3 separate regions of the Mus musculus genome follow, and regions 1 and 2 are each linked to region 3. Evidence: chromatin loops called from intact Hi-C (ENCODE). Cell type or tissue: heart. All regions are shown on one strand. Each heading gives the region's core, and the rest is flanking DNA. Links, peaks and the distances in the headings are about the cores only. Region 1 holds the start of Gm32482 (a long non-coding RNA gene). Region 2 holds the start of Ear10 (eosinophil-associated, ribonuclease A family, member 10). Region 3 has its middle 19 kb from the start of Ang6.

What was found. A loop is a pair of places that touch in the nucleus more often than their neighbours do. Peaks named below come from ENCODE experiments on the same cell type or tissue, not always from the same donor. Only the 100,000 strongest peaks of a DNase experiment are listed, where the experiment ranks them.
Region 1: a loop joins it to region 3, with 6 times the contacts of the local background. A loop is called at or near these places in 17 of 42 quality-filtered maps.
Region 2: a loop joins it to region 3, with 6 times the contacts of the local background. A loop is called at or near these places in 17 of 42 quality-filtered maps.

Annotation. Positions count from the first base shown.
Region 1 is chr14:43,929,884-43,936,457 of GRCm38, reverse strand. Gm32482 (a long non-coding RNA gene) reads right to left here and starts at 875. Exons shown (of 3, transcript XR_383384.2): 1 at 794-875. In heart, for the core only: a CTCF peak has its summit at 3,287 (motif pointing left); no DNase peak of the experiment used is centred there.
Region 2 is chr14:43,921,217-43,927,790 of GRCm38, reverse strand. Ear10 (eosinophil-associated, ribonuclease A family, member 10) reads left to right here and starts at 4,195. Exons shown (of 1, transcript NM_053112.2): 1 at 4,195-4,893. The coding sequence starts at 4,423. The coding sequence ends at 4,893. In heart, for the core only: a CTCF peak has its summit at 2,605 (motif pointing left); a DNase peak (open chromatin) is centred at 2,510; H3K4me3 peaks cover 998 bases; H3K27ac peaks cover 762 bases.
Region 3 is chr14:43,983,790-43,990,363 of GRCm38, reverse strand. No RefSeq gene overlaps it. Among named protein-coding and RNA genes, the nearest start is that of Ang6, 19 kb to the left of the region's middle. In heart, for the core only: a CTCF peak has its summit at 2,738 (motif pointing right); a DNase peak (open chromatin) is centred at 2,793.

The DNA of each region.
Region 1 (6,574 bases), core at 1,907-4,406, 54 kb after region 3:
GAAATTGTTCCGTACTCTTTATGGTGAGCTGTAGTGAAAGATTTTCTATGTATTGTTATAATCATTAGATAGTGCTTACATAGAAATGTTTGGACTGCCTTGTCCAGAAACTTCAGTTAGGGTGGTGGTCTCTTTTATTGTGACCCCAAACTTATTTGTTTTTAGCAGGGTAGAGGGAAGAGAGAGAAGATTTTGAGACTTTTCTCAGACAGAAGCAGTAAGCCACAGGGCAACTAAGGACTGATTTTTCTAGAGAAGTGAGAGTCATCCTCAGGGGACAGAAACAAGGAAAGGTATCAGGACTCTAAAGGTCAAAGCAGCTCTGGGCACAGATGGCCAAGACTGAAGTTATTGGTTAATAGAAGGATCCATGTTCCCAAAGGAGCCAGGCTGAGCTCTCTGTGTGCTTCTGCATTGAGCCCCTCAGGTGGCTGCAGCCTCAAGTGCCTTCCATTCCATTTGCAAGAAGCACTTCTGTGCTGCATGGTGCTAATGGTGAAGTGAAGGAATGCAGGAGACAGAGGGTGTGCAGTGACTAGGGGTTGCCCTCTGTCCTCCAGATCTAGTTTCCCAGATGGAACCATCCTGCAAAGTCTTCTGAAAGAGTTGTGCATGAAGAATTTGCCTTCCTAGGGCTTCCTTCCTTCCTTTTTTCCTTTCTTCCTTCCTTTTTTCCTTCCTTCCTTTTCTTTTTTTCTTCTTTGCTTCCTTTTTTCACTTTTTTTATTCCCCACTCCCAGTATGTATGTGTGTGTAAATGTTTTCTGTGGAAGTCTGAGAATTATTTCAGCACCTTAAAAACTCCCTGGGGAGGCTTGATGAGTCTGTGTGAAGCAGGGGGATAAATGCAACTGCATGCTTGTGGGCAGAGGAGAAGCCAGGAGGTGGATCTCAGTGGGCCTGAAAGAAGAAAACAGCCTACTTCAAAGTCATGGCTGCCATCATTTCCCTTGAATGTGCCATCTAGTAAGACTCCCCATATCTCCTCTCGCCCCTCTCCACTCCTACATCAACTCTGAGAAGAGATGGTTCAAACATCCAAGCCCTGGGTTGAGATCAACTGGCACACAGTCACCTTTTCCAGATGGTCAACCTGACTGGCAAGTCCAGCAGGTGCAGTCACAGCCCTGTCTCCAGAACACACAGGCCTTATCTCCTACCCTACCTCAGACTACTATCAGTTTTCTTCAGTTCCTAGGAAAGAGGCTCAATCCCCAGATCCCCATTCCCACTTTATCAGTTCTGCGTCTCCCTAAATGGATCAAATATTGCCCAGTGTGCCAGAACAAACACATGTGGCACTCTCCCCCTCTCTTTGTGTTTTGTATTGTTGCTGTTGTTTTTGTTAAAGCATATTCTTCTCAGACAGAAGCATTAGGCCACAGAGCATCTAAGGTCTGTCTTTTCTGGACAAGTGAGCATCATCCTCAGGGAACAGACCAAGTTTTCTGTTAGCCTTGATACATACTTAGGAACAAAGTCTTGGAAATCCACAATCATAAGAGATATTTATATTTCTGCATTTCATTTCTAAAATTAAATGGTGTTGGTGTCTGCAGTGATGGCTCTGTTGTTAAAACCACATGGTACTCTTCCAGAGAATCAAGTTTGGTTTCAGCACCTATGCTGGGTAGCTTTTCACTTCCTGTAACTCCATTCCAGGGCACCTGGTCTCGTGTAATAGCATCTGTTGGCATGTTCATACACATGTGATCAGACACACAGAGACTCATTATTACAAATAAGCCTTAGGTGTCAGTGAGATGTCAGTGATTAAGAGAACTTCCCCTCTTCCATATTCTTTCCCTTGCAGAGGACAGCAGTTTGTCACCAGGAGTCCACAACTGCAGATAACTCCAGCTCCAGAGAAATCAGACGCATGTTTGGTTTTTATAGGACCTGTACATGCATGGCACATGGGAGTGCACATACATGAGAAAGTTAAAAGATAAACCTTAAACACTGCATTTAGAATCAATAACAAAAAAACTGTACTCATGGCATAGATCATAGTATTTTTCTGATTGGTTCCTGTAAAAGATCCCTTTCTATATTTCCATCTAACCCAATTTGCTCCAGAACTAGTACTAATGGTCTAGTTTTACAACATGGACCCTTAAGAGAACTTCACTTTATCTAAGATGCCAGAGTTACTATTAGCCAATGTTTTAAAAGATATTCTAAATGTAATAGAATTTTTATTTGTTTTTCTTTGTGCTGGAGTTTGATCCTGGAGTCTTGTGTACTCTGTCAATGAGCTACATTTACAGCATCAGATAGATAAAGAGTTTTGGCTTCAGTAGTTTAAATGCCTCATTAAGATTTTTGTTATCCAAACCTTCCTTGCTTTCCAATCTACTGACACATCTCCAGAACTGCTCACAATTCTGCTGTGAAGTACAGCCAGAGTAACACCCTAATAGTAAGTCCTTTGGTTTTTCTTTCCAAACTTGATGAATATAATATGGTATTGTCTCAATAAATAGTGCTACACTTGACCTATAAGCTACAGTGAGTATTTTGCTGTCCCAATTGATAGATGTATTTGTGCAGATTCCATTGGTGAGAGATTGTGACCAAAACATGGATTTTCTTCAACCCTGGGATCCTCTTGCCATGACTACGATTGACCTACTGACTGAAAGTTTCCCAGTGTCAGCAGTGTTCTTACTGCTAAGCTGTCTCTCCACCTCAACAGATTTAAAAAAATGGTGTGGGGGGCAGTGAGAAATAGACATTCCATCTCATGTTTATCCCCGTGGAGATGCTAATCTCTGAGACAGGTGTTAGCATTTTCTCCCTTTGCTCTCTTTCTTCTATGTATCTAGGGTGTCTTATGCTCTCCTGCACTGTAAACTCTCTGAGAAGCAGATGTTACAGGCATTGATCTGAATCTGGGCAGGAGCTCTTGGGGTTTAAGGGAGGTGGTGAGATTCGTTGTTTATTGTCCATGTTTTTGTTTGCTGTTTTGCTTTATTATCATGGTTTACTATCTCGAGCTTATCCCTGTCCCACAGGAAATAAACACAGGACACGCCAGGTTCTTCCGTGGTTAACTTTTACTTCTATATCATATTGAGGTAGACAAAGAAGGCTCAGAAAGTGTGTGGCTTAATTACTTTTGGTGACGTGTCTAAACTAGGACTGGTAGCAACACCCATGATCCTCATGCACCCTGGGGATAGGTTAAAGCCCCCAGGGGTTGGGCAAAAGCCCTGGGAGATGGACTGGTGACTTTGGCGGGCTGTGCTCTCACAGCTGCGCACAAAGAGGTTTACCACCATCTAGTGGCGGCACATATATTGCAGCCCTTTACATCTCCCCCTCTATAATTTATTAAAATGAGGCTTGTCTAGGCCTATGTAGTTAGGTCCATCTGCTGTGGCCCCTGTTTTAGGTCGTTCCTCCAATGTCACAGCCTTACCCGTTATCGGGTAACCCTATCACCACCGGGCCCCATTGTCTTAGGTTGGTCTGTGCATGAGGAAAGTTGCCCGTCTTTGGATATCACAGTGCTGTGTGACTATAACTGCTAAATGGCCTAGGGTGAACTCTACAAAAGAGGCCAGCCAGAAATGAATTAGTGGGGAAATCATGATCACCTTATCACATGTAATGAGGAAACCTCAGCAATGCACACGGGCTGATCAATGATTGTTGAGTTTCTCTCATCTCAATGCAATGTATCCACAATTTTGTGGGATGAAAAGACAGAGAACTCAAATGCCAACTAATTCTTGAGAATAGATAGCCAAATTTCAGGGGAGGTGCCTTCCTCTATGGCAGCAAGTGCTTGAGCAATTACCACCTTGTCACGTTTCTGTTGAGATCTGAGTTTGCATACCAGCCATAGAAGAAACACTAGTCCACAACACAGGGTTGCACCGAACAGGCCCACTCCCACCCACTCTTTAAAATGTGAGAATGCAGAGGACATCCAGGAAGAAAGTCCTTTGATTCCATAGATCAATGATGGGTCCACTCGCATAGAATTAATTGTCATCACTGCTGTACGTAGCGCCTCAAGCTTTTCGTCAAATCCTTCAGACCAGTTTCCTGTAAGAAACAAAGACAATTCTTTAGATAGATTAGCTGCATGTGTCCAATTTTCATATTGGACACTAGCAATACATAAGGCTCCTGATTTTTTATCACAGCCAAGCTGAGCCAATTGGAGCAGAATTTCCAGCCTTTCCTCCACCAGGTCAATGGGCTGGTTCACTATCATTAGCCCACCTTTTAATTGGGCACTGAGCACTGAATGTTGATCGATCGCCTCTGCCACAGAGGAGGACAACTGCTGGACAGTTGTACTTGATTGGACTGATGTTGCCATAGCAATTCTAGCAGCTGTAGCTGCCGCTGCACTGGCAGCCATTGTCATCACAACGGCTGCAGTGATACCAAAGTCTCGCTTTTGCCTGTGTAAGGTTATGGTGGAAGGAATCTCCACGGGGACAGGAACCCATCGTGGAATCTTGGCAAGCATTGCACGGCTGGCCCACTTAAGGCTCCAGCATTGTGACATCCAGCAGGTTTCATTAGTACAGGATTCAAAGGAACCATTAGAAAGAATAAACAAGAAAGGGGTGTACACACAAATTGGAGTAGGTAAATAATTAGTTTGCTTTATCAGTGTCTTATTAAATCCAGTGATTTTAGTAGTAGAATTTTGATAAATGGTTCTATCAGGTAACAGAACTTGATGAAACTGAGCAAATTTTGAAATACCATTAAAAATCGCTTTTCCAGCAGTTCCTCCTTGGAGGAAAACCAAGGGATTAAGATCTGTACAGCTACCATTAATCCCACAAAGTACCCATTTATGAAAAGGATGCATTCTAAAGTCCTGTATGAAAAGTCCCTTTTTCATAACATATTTCTGCTCTGGGTCATCTATCATGTTGGGAGAAAAGGAAAAGGTTTTACTCTGATCTGCCCAACGAGTGACAGAGGATTGACAATCAGACCAAGGCAGGATCAGCCCTTCATCTTCCAAGCTACAATGAGGAGCCATTTTTGGTTGATTGGGACGTTCTTTGTCTGAAAAGTTAGGTGGTAGAAATGTACCATTAACCCAAATTGCCTCCTGCCAGAAGGTCCGATTTGTAAGGGTTATATCTCTGTTGGAAGTGTCTTGGGTTATTTTCACCACGCCTCCTCGATACTTAAAAAACATTCCCAAAGCTCGGCTGGTGAGTCTGATACAATTTTCTAATTCATAAATTTGGAAACAGAGAGAACCTCGTTCCCTTAAAGAGCGTTTTTCTCCCAATGGTGCCCAGATAGGGTCAAATGGTAGGTATCGCAGGCCTAAAGTTTTATTGGTCGTAAAAAACTTGGGAAAAACAGCTGTATTATGACGGACAGGCATGGGCTTAGGGAAAGCAGACAGAATTGCCCATCTATACTCTCCAAATATACTAGGAACCCAAATCCACAGAGGTAGCACGAGGACTAGAGGTAGTTTCCAAGGGATCCATCCGGGAGTCATCTTCAGGTGTCAGAATTCTCCGTGTCAGTCGTTCCGGCAGCCAGAATGGGTTGTCTTCTTCCTGTGGGAAAACACAAACATCTCCCCTGGATCTTATTAATATAGGATCTGGGCCTTTCCAGAGACCAGTCAAAACATCTTTCCATTTTACCATCTCTTTTGGCCTGTCAGGCTCTGAACAGTGACGTTTAGCCGCAGTATGGCCTTTGAGCATCAAGGTTTAAAAAATTAAGAGTGAAGAGTGCCATAGAAACAGCTACTCTTGGCACTGTGGGTAGAACTTCCTGGAATCCCCCCTTTTGTTTAATAAGGTAGGACTTGAGGGTGCGATGGGCACGTTCTACAATGCCCTGTCCTTGAGGATTATACGGAAGACCAGTCAGATGAGTCACTTCCATCTGGCGACAGAACTGTTGAAATTTTTGAGAGGTGTAAGCTGGTCCATTGTCTGTCTTAAGGAGTTTGGGTTTTCCCCAAGCACTCCATGCCTCGAGACAATGTTGAATAACATGAGAGGCTTTTTCACCTGTTAAAGGTGTGGCAAACATTACACCAGAGCAGGTGTCAATAGAAACATGTAAATATTGATTTCTCCCAAAGGAGGAAATATGCGTGACATCCATTTGCCAGACCTGTAATGGCCTGACGCCACGAGGGTTTATCCCCACATGAGGGACAGGTAAAAATTCACAACAATTGTGACATTGAGTAACAATCTCTCTAGCTTCTTTTCTAGTTAATGCAAAGCGGCGACGTAAAGTCTCAGCTGTCACATGAAAGCGCTTATGAAATTCTTTTGCTGCTTTTACCTGGGAAGACAGAGCAACAGCTATAACCTTAGTGGCTTTGTCTGCTAAATCATTTCCCAGAGACAGAGGACCAGGGAGGCCTGAGTGTGCCCTAACATGAGTAATATAAACAGGGAATTTTCTATTTAATAAAACAAACTGTATTTGTCGAAAAATATTGGCAACTCTGCTGGAGGGTTTTATTACCCCAGCTGTTTCAAGAATGTTAACTGCATTTACTACATAGGAGGAATCTGATACGATGTTAAGCGGTCCTGGGAATGCCTTAAGA
Region 2 (6,574 bases), core at 1,467-3,966, 63 kb after region 3:
ACTCCAGGATGGATAATGAGGCCTTGTAAAGCCAAGGAGGCCTGGCCCAGTATTAGGCCAACACTTCTGGATGGCAGAGGCCCTTTGAAGTCAGTGGGAATGGGCTGCATACCCATTGAGGGTGTCAGCATGAATCGACTGATGGCACAGAGATCCACTCTTGCTGAGACTTCTGCAGCTCTGTGGACTGTAGTGTCCGCCTGTTGTGAGCTGGGATCCCATATGTTTTGGGGCCCTGAGACCTGGGGCCCAGAAACTCATTTTTTTGAATTGTCTTCACTTCTTTCTGCCTGAGGTCCAGACTGAATAAATCTGCCTCTGACGTCTTTTATTGAACGACACTCACTGGCTCGATGATAGCCTTTTCCACACCTGGTACATAGCCCTAGCACTTTCCCTTTTACGAGTGCCTGGCAGTCCCTTCTCATATGCCCTGGCTTGCCACAGTTATAGCAGACCCTGTTATTACTATTTGTATCTGAACGCCTTTGGCCCTGCAGGATGGCAGCCGATAACCCTGCATTAGATAAGGGGCCTCCAAGCTCACGGCATACCCTTAACCAATCTTGCAGTCCTTTGCTCTTTCTGGGTGTAATTGCTGCTCTGCATTCTTGAGTGGCTTGCTCATAAATTAACTGTTCCACTAAAGGTATTGCCTGTTCAGAGTCTCCAAAAATTCTGCCTGCTGCCTCTGTCATTTTAGCTACAAAGTCTGAGAATGACTCCTGAGGATTTTGTATAATTTTTGTCAAGTATCTTCCAGACTCTCCCTTTTTGGAAAGTGCCTTCCACACCTTAATGGCAGCAGTGGAGATTTGATTGTATGCTCCCCAATCATAATTCGTCTGATTATTAGCATATTGCCCTTGTCCTGTTAATAATTCAAATGTCCAATTTCTCTGATTGCCTTCAGCAATGGCATTGACTTTGGCCTGTGTCTGAGAAGCATCATGCCACAACGCTTTCCACTCCATATATTGCCCCATATTAGGGAGTGCAGCCTTCACTGTTGTCTGCCAGTCTCCTGGGGTCATGGCTAAAGTAGCAAATCTTTCAATTTGGGAGATAGTGAAGTTGGTACTAACTCCATAATTGCGAACCGACTCAGCAAGTTCTTTTATCTGAGTATACTCCACGGGGGCGTGTACTCGCCCTCCATCTGCAGCTTCAAAGACAGGAAATGCCTGATATAATTTTTTCTTTTTCTCCTTTGAAAGAAAAGAATCAGAATAAAATTTCTCCACATAAGGTGGAGGTGTATTGAGACTAGAAGGCCCAGAGGTGGCCTGCTCTGTGTCTCCAGTAACTTTTAATTTTTTCTCTGATTTCTTCACTCGCCTTTCCTCTGGATGGTATCTTTCTTTTTTTTATAATGAGCTGCCTCATAATGTGACTCCTCTTCCTCAGAGGAGCTAAGCTCATCTGCTTTTAAACTATTAAGCTTCAAAGCCTCTAGTTCCTTTACCGGATAAAGGCTTTTCCTTTTCTGAACTTTCTCCTTTTCCTTTTTCTCTCCCTGAGGATTTATCCTCAAAATTTTTCACTTCCTCTGACTCAAGGTCTCTGGAAGGGCTTTTTTTCTTGTGCACATTTTCCTTTTTTAGAGCTCTTAACCTTTCATTCCATTCTGTTTCTGCCATACTGTCCTGTGCTTCTTCTAATATTGCCTGCCCTGTTATTATTGCTGGATGGCATCTCTCATCCTCCAGGCACGATCTCACCAGTTTCCATAATGACATGGTCCCTGCCTTTAATTTCCCATTCTGTTGTTTCTTAGCTAAGTCTTCCCTTAATTTCTCCCAAGAGGAAAGAGTTAACGACCCTGAACATGTGTACCAAGGTGATATACGTTCTATTTCCCTAATGAACGTTTCTAAGGTTCTTGTAGAAACTTTTATCTCTTGCTGTTTTAAAACAGAGTGGAGAGCTGTAGTTACAGAATGTGAATTTCCCATACTGCTCCCTTATCTACGAGAGGCTTAAATATGAGACAAGCACTGCGGCTTATTTATGTCCGTCTGACCGTGCTTAACAGCATTCAAATCTTTTTCTTTCAGCGCCACTTCTGGTGAGTGCAGGATCAAACCGGGAGAAATAGGGTTAACACAGCCAGCATGAGAACAAAAGGCTTTTAGTGCCGCCTTCCAGTTAAGGGGAGGGATTAAGAAGGATCAGAGTTACTTACAAAGACCAGTATGCTCTCGGAATTTTATCTCCACCACGGTTCTGAACCTGCTTCGATTAGAAGGGTCTCCTCTGGTGCTGCGCGTTGTTAAGGCGTTTTTTCCCGAGTTTCGGCACCAAGTATCTCGAGCTTATCCCTGTCCCGCAGGAAATAAACACAGGACACGCCAGGTTCTTCCGTGGTTAACTTTTACTTCTATATCATATTGAGGTAGACAAAGAAGGCTCAGAAAGTGTGTAGCTTAAATACTGTTGGTGACGTGTCTAAACTAGGACTGGACGCAACACCCATGATCCTCATGCACCCTGGGGATAGGTTAAAGCCCCCAGGGGTTGGGCAAAAGCCCTGGGAGACGGACTGGTGACTTTGGCGGGCTGTGGTCTCGCAGCTGCGCACAAAGAGGTTTAGCACCATCTAGTGGCGGCACATATATTGCAGCCCTTTACAGTTTACGTTTATTGTTATGGTGGGTGCACACATACCACAGCACACTGTGTGAGGTCATTTATGTGAAAGTCAATGGACAACTTATAGAAGTTGGTTCCCACCTTCTGCCATATGGATTCTGCAGCTCAAATTCAGATCATTAGCAGTGCCTTTTATCACTGCTGTGATAAAATAGGGCAAAACCAACTTGTATAAGAATGGGTTACCTTTGGTTTACAGCTCCAGGCAGACACTGAAACACAGTCCAGCATCTGTCAAAGTTACAACAGCAGGCATGGAAGTCCCACTAGTAGGAAAAGAGTTAGTCACATTATATCCACACTCAAAAAACAGACGAGCCAGGCATGAGGCTAAGCTATGGAGCCTCAAGACTTAACTTCAAAGACCTCCTCCACAACTTTCTGAAAACAACTGGGGACAGTGCCCCCGCAGGGTTTGGACACACAGATTCTTGTGTGATATTGGGAACCTAATTAAGACAAAGCATTAAAACCAATTCCCAACAGAAAAGATGAGATGTTGGGATATAGAAAGTGTTAACTCAGGAATACCAGAGGGAGTGTGTGCTAGCCCCAGGGAGAATTGGAAGTGCCCAACCACTGAGCTAGTAAGGCATATCAAAAGTCAGCCAGCATGTGTGTGTCTTTCATTCATGAAACCAGGTCTCTTGAGCAGCTACAGAGCTATGAATGCTCCCACCTGGAGCTCAGAGCAGATTAACAATTTACCACTATGCTTAACCACTGAGTCTTCTCTCCAATCCCTCTTAAATTTCTGTTTAGTGTTATAGGGGATGTGGAAAACAGAGGTCAGCTTTGTGGAATCTATTCTCTTTTTCTATCTTTACATAGGTTCTAGGAATCAAATTTGTATTGCAAGACAGGAATAGCAAGTGCCTTTGCTGGTTGCTCCACCACCTCACTCCACCCTCACCCTTATCTCCATATTCCTTGGTAGCAGGATTCACATTGTTAAGACCTAGGTATAATAGCAAAGCCAAGATGGAATGTTAAGGCCTAAGTGAAAATATCAGGCCTTGGTAACTGTTTCCTGGCTAGCCTGTTATTTTGTGCTGTTACTAATATTATAAGGAAACTTTCGCATGTGTTGTTTCTGCTGTAACTAGAAAACTTTCTCATGCCAAGTTGATTAAATATTCTGTGCCCTTGGAAATCATGATAAAAGGCAATGGAAATGCTTTGTATAGGTGCCCACATAACCTTAAAACTGAACCAAAAACTCAGCAGTACTTCCTGCATCTGTGTATAACCCCTTATGGTATAAACTTGTCTGTTCCTTACTGAAAACAGTTGCAAAGCCTACAGCCAATCAAAAGGCAATACAGAGATTTCTGTGTAGAGTTCCAATTCAGACTTAAAACTGCCCTGCACAAGAGGGCTTGGAATTTCTTCCTTACAATGGAGCCAGCAGCACCATGGCTTGGCCAAGTGAAGAAACAGAAGGCTGGTTGCACAAGTAGGCAATGTACCAATCTGTACATTCTGCACCAACTTCACCCACAGAGCCTGCTGTATATCTATGGGCCCAAGTGGAAGTCACCCATTATCCCTGATTTCCAGGACATCCTGCACTCACTTCCACGGGAGCAACAAAGCAGACAGGGTAAGACACCGACTGTCTATGCCCGAGACAGGGTGGGCAGGTGATGGGACAGTGTCCAGGAAATGTGGCACTGTGAACCCACAGTGACAGCAAGGGCCTTCAGGTAGACATAGGGAAAACTGAGGCAAGGTGGGAGCAGTCACTTCTCTTCTGTCCTCATAGGAAACATGGGTCCAAAGCTGCTTGAGTCCCGAATTTGCCTCCTGCTGCTGCTAGGACTTGTCCTAATGCTTGCCTCATGCCTGGGACAAACCACTTCCCAGTGGTTTGCCATCCAGCATATCAATAATAATGCCAACCTCCAATGTAATGTTGAAATGCAGCGTATTAACAGGTTTAGAAGAACATGTAAGGGCTTAAATACTTTTCTTCATACAAGTTTTGCTAATGCTGTTGGTGTGTGTGGAAATCCAAGTGGCTTGTGCAGTGACAATATAAGTCAAAACTGTCATAATAGTTCATATCGGGTACATATAACTGTCTGTAACATCACCAGTTGGAGGAGAACACCTTATACCCAATGCAGATACCAAGCTAAAAGATCATTGGAGTACTACACAGTTGCCTGTGACCCCAGAACTCCACAGGACAGTCCCATGTATCCAGTGGTTCCAGTTCACTTGGATGGGACATTTTAGCTCCAGTGCCAGCAGTTTGTACCTTCGCTCATCTGCTACTGCTGAGAACATAGTATTGAAGAGATTATTACTCTGTCTGCGCTCCATATCAGCACCTGTCCTCTTGAAACCTGTCCCTGACTCCCTTTAATTTAGCTGAACAGATCTTCACTTACTAATAAACATCTTTGCATACAAATCTAGATCTCTGGTATCTCTGTGTCTGATAGTGTTCTGAAGAGAGGAAGGGGAAGAGACACACACAGAGAAGTAAGTGTGTGTGTGTGTGTGTGTGTGTGTGTGTGTGTGTTGAGGCAGGGCCTTATACCAATTGAGACATCTTCCCAGTCCCTGGAAACAAATGAATCTGAGAAGAGATGGAATCTTTCCCTAAAGTTCCCACACAGCATCTTACCTGAAGTTTCTCTGTGGGAAAGAAGTGGCTGGCAGAGGAGACCAGGGAATTGGGATCTCTCTGTGAGGCTATCCCTTGCCTTCTCCCTGCATAGCTGTCCTTAGAGATCAATTGTGAGATCATTCAACACAAACCAGGAAGGACAGACTCTAAGATAAGGGAACTGGAATCTGCACAGTAAAGAGATGAATAATGAGAGGTTCTGCCCTGGGGTTACAGATGATTGTAAGCTACTTGGGAACTAGGAATGAAACAAGTAGGTCCTCTGCAAGAGCAGTCAGTGTTCTTACTGCTGAGATATCTCTCCACCTCAATGGATTTTTAAAAGTGGTGTGTGTGTGTGTGTGTGTGTGTGTGTGTGTGTGTGTGTGTGTACTTATATGTAACCATACATGGATTTAGATGAAAAGCAAAGATGAAATCTTACAGAAAGTGTAAAATAGGGGAGTAGAATACATGGAATAGGAAAGCAGAAGCTGGGACTGTGTGAAATCAGAGAACCAGCCACACAGGGTGAGGAAGTGCAAGACAGGTCAGGTAGGCAGAGGAATGAAGGAGAAATTATGATTACACAAGTGAGTGAAATGTCCATGATGAACACCACTACTTTGTATCTAAGCTTTACACAGACAAGAAGCAGGAAGTGGATCTTCAAACTGTCCTTTCTGGGGTGGCCCATCCATCTGAGAAGACAGAGGCTCAGCATCCTGATGCTGTGTCTTCCTCTCTCCGTTAGCTAACAGATTCCATAGGAAATGGAGACAGAGACATTCCTTCTCATGTTTATCCATGTGACAGTTCTTGTCTCTGTGATAGGTGTTGGCACTTTTCTCTGTATAGCTAGTGTGGCTCATGCTCTCCCACACTATCATCTCCCTGAGAAGATTATGTTACAGGCAATGATCTGATTCTGGACAGGGGGTGATGGCATTTGAGGGGGGTTGGAGATTTGTTTGTTCATTTGTTTGTTTATTGTCCAGGTTTTTGTTTGATGCTTTATTTTAATGCTTTATATTTATTGTGTTGGTAGGGGCACACATACCATAGCACATATGTGGAAGACATGTATGTGGTGGTCATGTATGTGGGTATCAAAGGAGAACTTAAAGAATCTGGTTCCCTTCTTCCACCACATGGACTCTGCAGCTCAAACTCGGGACAGCAGTGCTTTCATTTGCTGAGTCAATTCATCGGTCCATTGAGAGAAGTTTGAGAGCCTTCCTTGGATCATAGGTGGGGAATTATTCATTTATGTCCTCGGGTGGCATCTCTGCTATGAGGCCACTG
Region 3 (6,574 bases), core at 1,489-3,988:
GGCTTCAACAGATTAAATGCCTCTCTCAGTTTGTTGTTATCCAAACCTCCCTTGCATTCCAATCCAGGGACACATCTCCAGAATGCTCACAATCCTGCTGTGAAGTACAGCCAGAGTAATATCCTAGTAGTAAGTCCTTGGGTTTTTGCTTTCCAAAACTTGATGAATATCATAAGTTGTTGTCTCAAGAAATACTTCTGCACTTGACCTATAAGCCACAGTGAGTATTTTGCTGTCCTAATTGATAGATGTCTTTTGTGCAGAATACATTGTTGAGAGATTGTGTCCAAAACTTGGAATTTCTTCAACCCTTGGATCCTCTTGCAATGACTGCTCTTGACCTACTGACAGATGCACAGTGTCAGTGTAGTATTTGTCAGCTCTGCCAAGTGCTCCGGTTGTCTATGGAAATGACACTGCACAGCTCTTATAAAATTGTCACAGTAACCTGTTTTATAGGGAGTGATTTTTTTGGGAGTGCTAAGGAGTGTTGAGACAGGGTGTCACTCTGGAGCCTGGGTTTGGTTTGATCTTGCTTAGAAATCCAGATTGGATTCATTTTTTCTGTCCTTCTGCCTCAGGCTGGAAGTTGTAGGGTCCCAGACTTGCACTTCCAGACCCAGCTTATGAGCCAGGTTGTAAGCAGCCTGTGCTGCTGTGAGTGGATGTTCAGCTTTAGGAAGTAAAACTCAGCAGCAAGAAGCTAGGATGCCCTGGGCTTGCCCCTGAAGGATGTTTTGGGTCACTATGCCCTTTCCTGTCCTCCTTTCTTCTGCCATGACCTGGAACAGTTTTGCTTTAATACCCAATTCCCATTATGGGCTTTTCTGTACCACAGACCCCCAAACATGAAAGCCAACTGACAGGATGATATCTTTGACACTAGAATCAAAAGAATCTCTGTTTCTTTCAAACCATCTATTTGTCTCATGTATTAATCATGCCTTCGAAAGTTGATTTGTAGCAGATCAGATTTCTGCAAGTACATAGGGACTGCAGAGAGACCTCCCATGCAGACAGGGCTCTGGGTTGGTTGTGTCTGTGAAGGGTTATGCAGCTCCTTTTTGCACTCAGGATTCTGCAGAGTGATTCATATATGTAACTTCAGGGGGACACTGTGGAACTCTACCTCCCTGCCATTCCATACTTGCTGTGCGTGATTGGAACCACGTTGTTGCCTCTGGTCTGGTACAGCATGTCTTCATTCCTGGAGCCATGATTGGCACCACTAAATGTGTTCTTGGGGTACTCATTGAGGGCAGACTGTCACACCCCATGTACTGGATGCATATAGAATGAATAGTGTGATACTCTGGCCTCAGTGTGGAAGTCAGCTCCTTTGGTTGGGATTTTAATTGGAATTAAATTGACTCTGTAGGTCAGTGTGAAAAAAGCAATTCCATGTAACTAAGAACTGAAGCTTCCATTCAATTCTTCCAGAGCCAGAATTGTTGGGGTCCAGAGGGCCTACAGTGCCTTTTGCAAACAGCAACATAGATGTGGTCCCCTGACTGAGGGAACACTGCAGGTACAAGATCTAAATCCTGGGAGGTTGTCCTCCAGGGCACAAAAAGGCCACAAAGGCAGGGAAGTGCAGAAGGAAATCTCAGCAAAGGAGGCAGAGATACTGTTTGCTCAAGCTCTGCTTGCACTGATTGTCTAGTAACTAGCTAGCCTGTGTATCAACAGCATTGGTTAAAAAAAAGTTGTTCTCTCATAAGGAGTCCTCAGAGTTCTGTCTCTCACCATCATTACCCCTCTCCCAGGTCCCTCAGATGCCCACAGCTGTGCCACTGAGGGCTAAAATGATGCCCTCAGTGTTCCTAGGAATATTCTCTAAAGGCCTCATGATGCTCCTCATAAAGTCACCTCACAAGGTTGTTTGCTGATAGAGCAACAGGGCCCCAGAATTTAGGATTCCTCCAGATCTTAGCATAATGGACTCCATTCAGGCTATAAAACTCAGCATGCAGACAGCACTACATGCAAAAATGGAAGCAAAGATCTAATCCGTCAGCTTCCATAGTTATGGGCAAGATTCTGTCTTAGGGTTTTATTGCTGTAAAGAGCCACCATGACCAAGTCCACTCTTTTTTATTTTTATTTTTTTGTTTTTTTCCAGACAGGATTTCTCTGTATAACACTAGCTGTCCTGGAACTCACTTTGTAGACTCGGCTGGCCTTGAACTCTGAGACCTGCCTGCCTCTCCCTCCCAAGTGCTGGGGTTAAAGGCATGTGCCTCCACTGTCTGGCCTAAGTCCACTCTTATAAAGGAAAACATTTATTTGAGTGCTGTGTCCTGTATGGTCACCAGGAAAGGAAACATGCAGGACATGGTTCCTGTTCCTGTAGCAGGGCCAGCCGTGTGTGGGCCTCCACAAGTGCTGATGGTGTAAGGCTTGTTTGTTAAGTTAGTGGTAGGTGTCCCCTCCCTCACCAATACCACACTGAGTTTTCTGAAAGCTGCTCTACTCAAGTGTCAGAGGAAAGGAACTATAAAGGGTGCAGGCAAAAGGAACCCACCCATAGACTCACCCACCCATCCTTCTGAAATCCCCCAGAGGAAGAAAGCATGGAAGTCTTGAAATGTCACATGTCAACAAGAACAGAGAGAAACGTTAAAGGTATGTATATATGTATGTACACATATTATACATGTATATTTATATGTGTGGGGGGTGTGGTGGATGTATGGGTGTTTTGCCTGCATCTGTCAACCTCATGCGCAGTGCCCATAGAGGCCAGAAGAGGGCGATAGATTCTTCTGGAACTGCAGTCCCTGACTTGCTAGCTGCCATGTGGATTCGAGGGCACTCAAACCTGGATCCCCTGGAGGAGCAGCCAGGGCTTTTAGGAGCTGAGCCATCTTTTCAGCCTGCTCAGAAACTTTCTTATCAATTCCCCTACCAGTGAGACACAGACCTGCCACCAGAACAGCTGACCTGATCGTGAACTTTCAGTAACTGCGGTGGGCTCAGGGTTTTTCCAGAGGAGACTCCACAGCTCTTTTCTGATTTGTTTCATTTCTTTTTAAACCCTATTTGTACACCACAATGAGCCCATTAGAACCCAGGTGGTCTGGGCTTGGAACTCGGAACACAAAATGTGAAAGAACAGGAAATAAAAGAAATGAAACGAAGATTTCAAAGCCCATCTGTGCACACCAGTGGGAAGGAGCTTGCTTGCCCTTCGTTCCCCTCCAACTCCTGTTTTCTGGAGAGGAGGAAGCCTGAAGACTACAGGTCTAGCTCCCAGATCTCATTTGTTGGAAAACAAAGACTGCCTTCAGAGATCAGCAGGGACAGACCAGCTGGAGCTCCCTCATCTAAGGCTTCCATCCCGGAGAGAGTGCTCTCTCAAGTCATCGTCCAGGACTGACTAGAAGCTGCAGAAAGAGGGCAGCTCAGTCCCTCTCCAGCATCTTAGACTCTGGACTTGAGCTGTGGACAGGAGCTCTTTCCAGCCTCAGAGACCTGCCGCACTGGTTCATTTAAATCCTGTGTGATGATTCGTTTTAACTTGTTGGATCCAGTTAAGGTGGTTAATTCTGAACTGACAGGTAAGCACATTGCTGCTTGGAGTGTTTGATTTCTCTCCGTTCCATCCTTTGAGGAGGGTGGGACAAGAAGCCAGTTGGTGTCAGGTGAAGGCAAGCCGCCTCAGTCACTGCAGTTTATTTCCAGAGATTTTCTTTCAGTGACGTTTCCTCTTCTGTGTACACCAAGACACTGTGGCAACCGTGTAGAGCTAGATGAGTGTTAGGTATGTAGACGGCATTCGCAGGCTTGGAAGCTGTTGAAGATGGATTTTTCTGTCATGGTTAGTTTTGGATCCCACCGCTCATTAACCAGAAGGGGCTTTTTCAGGCCCATTAAGGAAAACCTGGTTCAAAAAAAAAAAAAAAAATGGAATCTGACTTCTTCCTCTAGCTCTGGGTTGAGACTTGACCCTTGGATCTGCTCCAAAGATCAGATGGCCTCCTGCTCCATCTCCTTCCCCTCTCCCCAGGCCCTCTTCTTGGCTGCCTATGGCCATGGTGCCCCACCTCTCCTAATCTCCCATTTCCAGGCCCAATCATGGCTGCCTGTGGCTCTGAGGCTCTGCTAATAAAGATCACCTGAAGGGTGACTGACCTCAGTTGCTTTCTCTGAACCTGCGCTGTTTCCTAAAATACAGCAGGGATTATTCCTTAGGAAAGTTGAATCACAAGACTGCAGAGATGGAAGAATAATAACCCTTAATGATAATTCAAGGCAGTTACGCACACATCTCCACCTGGAAGCCTGCCTTCTTTCCCAAGTTTTAACCAAAAGATAAAAATAAAAAAAATAAAAAATAAATAAAAAAACAAAAACAACAACAACAACAAAAATACCTTTTCCTTTGGCTACTGACCTCCCACACACGCCTGAGTGTTCTCTCTCTGCCTGGACACTACTGACCTCCCACATGCTGAGCTTTCTCTCTCTGCCTGGACACTTTTTTTTTTTTTTTTTTTTTTTTTTTTGCAGACGCTTACTGACATATGTTGCTGTCTCATACTTAAAAGGCAAGACTTTTCTGTCTCCTTCATTTCCCTCTTAGTGGATGTGCTGGGATGGCCAGTTTGCCTGCCTCTCTGTGTTTTGTTTTTTGTTTTGTTTTTTTTTTTCCTAAATTTTGATAAAATGAGCTTTCTTCTGAGTATATTTAAAAATTCCTTTATTAGGGAGACCAGTAGAAACCTGTAGAAAGGAACCCAAATTGCACAGTAATAAGCATCTTTCTCAATCTGTTTTCTGAGATGCAGAGAACTTGGGTATTGCACCAAGGGACAGCCTGAGACACCCCCCCCACACACACACACACCTTGCAACTTGTCAACTGAGGGAGCTGATTAAGGAGAAGCAAGCAGTCTTAGCTCTCACTCCAATGTATTAGGAAGGATTTATGAAGGAGATAATGGCAAATGTTCTAAAAGCTAAAGCCTTTAAGAAACAGTCTCTCTCTCTCTCTCTCTCTCTCTCTCTCTCTCTCTCTCTCTCCCTCAATCTCTCTCTTTGACAGCCTCTCACAGCAGAGGTTGAGTCTGGCCTCCAGTCCTTTAGCCCTCATATGTAAAAAGGGAGTGTGCAGACTAATCCTCGTTAGTGGTCCCCAGTTATACATCTGTTGATTGCATGAGTCCGTGTGTGGATAAGTTGGTTTCTACATGTTCTCTAAAGGGGACACACACACACAGGAGTTATTGACTTACAGGGTACAATAGTCTAGGTATTTCGACAAATGTCTGTCTTGCTTTGGAGAGGCAGAGAACCCGAGAGACTCTCAGTCCACAAGCCTGCATGTCTCTGTTAGCATTCCTTCTAGGCTCTGCCCAGAAGTTACCTGGAAATAGCATGGTAGGCCTGGCTTACTTACAAAGAGGCTGCTTGCCCACTCCTTGATCTCTTATTCTCTCTAACTGACTTCTCTCCCTGACTCTTTCTTTCCTCTCCGATTCCCCCTACCCCCTCTCTCCACATGTTCCTGGCTGGCTGTGACTCTTCTCATTCTATCTCTGTCTCTGACTCTGACTCTGTCTCTGTCTCTGTCTCTGTCTCTGTCTGTGTTTCTCTCTCTCCCTGTCTTTCTCTGTCTGTACTCCCTTCTCAAGTCCCCTTCCCTAAATAAACTCTATTCTACTCTATACCTGTTGTATGGCTGGCCCCTCAAGGGGAAGGGATGCCTCAGCATGGGCCCACAGAGGCACCTCCTCCCACAGCCCCATACCTGGCTCTACAGACATATTCTGCTCTCTTTTAAATAAACCACAACAGTCTCAGCAGCCCCAATTGAAGCTGGAAGCCTAAAGTATTCCTGGAGATCCGTCTACGTTAGAAACTGTAAGAAGGTGATTCTTAGAGTGTCAAAGGAATGTTTTAGCAACAGGATAGAAGAACTTGTCAGTGAGCGTGGGGACAAGCAGGCAGGAAAGAGTTTCTTTCTTCCCTGACGTTTTATTAGAGTTCAAGCCAAAGGTGCCTGCCTGCCTGCTTCAAATAACATGATCTAGAAAGTCATTCCTGGGAATGCCCAGGGTCTACTCTAGCTCCACTCCCTGCCCTGGTCATGTCTGTCTGTGTTCTGCTCTCAGGGTCTTTCTGCCCTACCTTCTTCTGCTTCTATGTTTCTGCCCCCCCCCCGCACCCCCCCCCCCCCCCCAATCCTTTAGTATGCAGCCTGGCACAGCAAGAGAGCCAGGCCACTACACCTCCAGGGAGTTGCTGCTTTGGCCAGCAGGGGGCGCACCTTCACCTGGTTCCAGCCCACAAGGAGTACAGAACTGAAGCATAAACGTGGTCTAACTCTCAAAGAGCAGATTTCTGAGCTTATTATTGCCATCACAAACCCAGACGTTTTAGTGTTGATCTTTCTCTCTTCAGACTTACACTGTGGCACTTTACAAATGCAGAGAAGGAGTAGGTTGTGTTTGCTGATGTGACCAGCTTTACAGTTTGGCTGCACAGGAAAGAGCTTTTCTGGAATCAAGAATCTAGAATCCAACCAAGCTTCTCCCGGGAATGAAGTTCTTGCAACCGCAGCAGGGCAGCT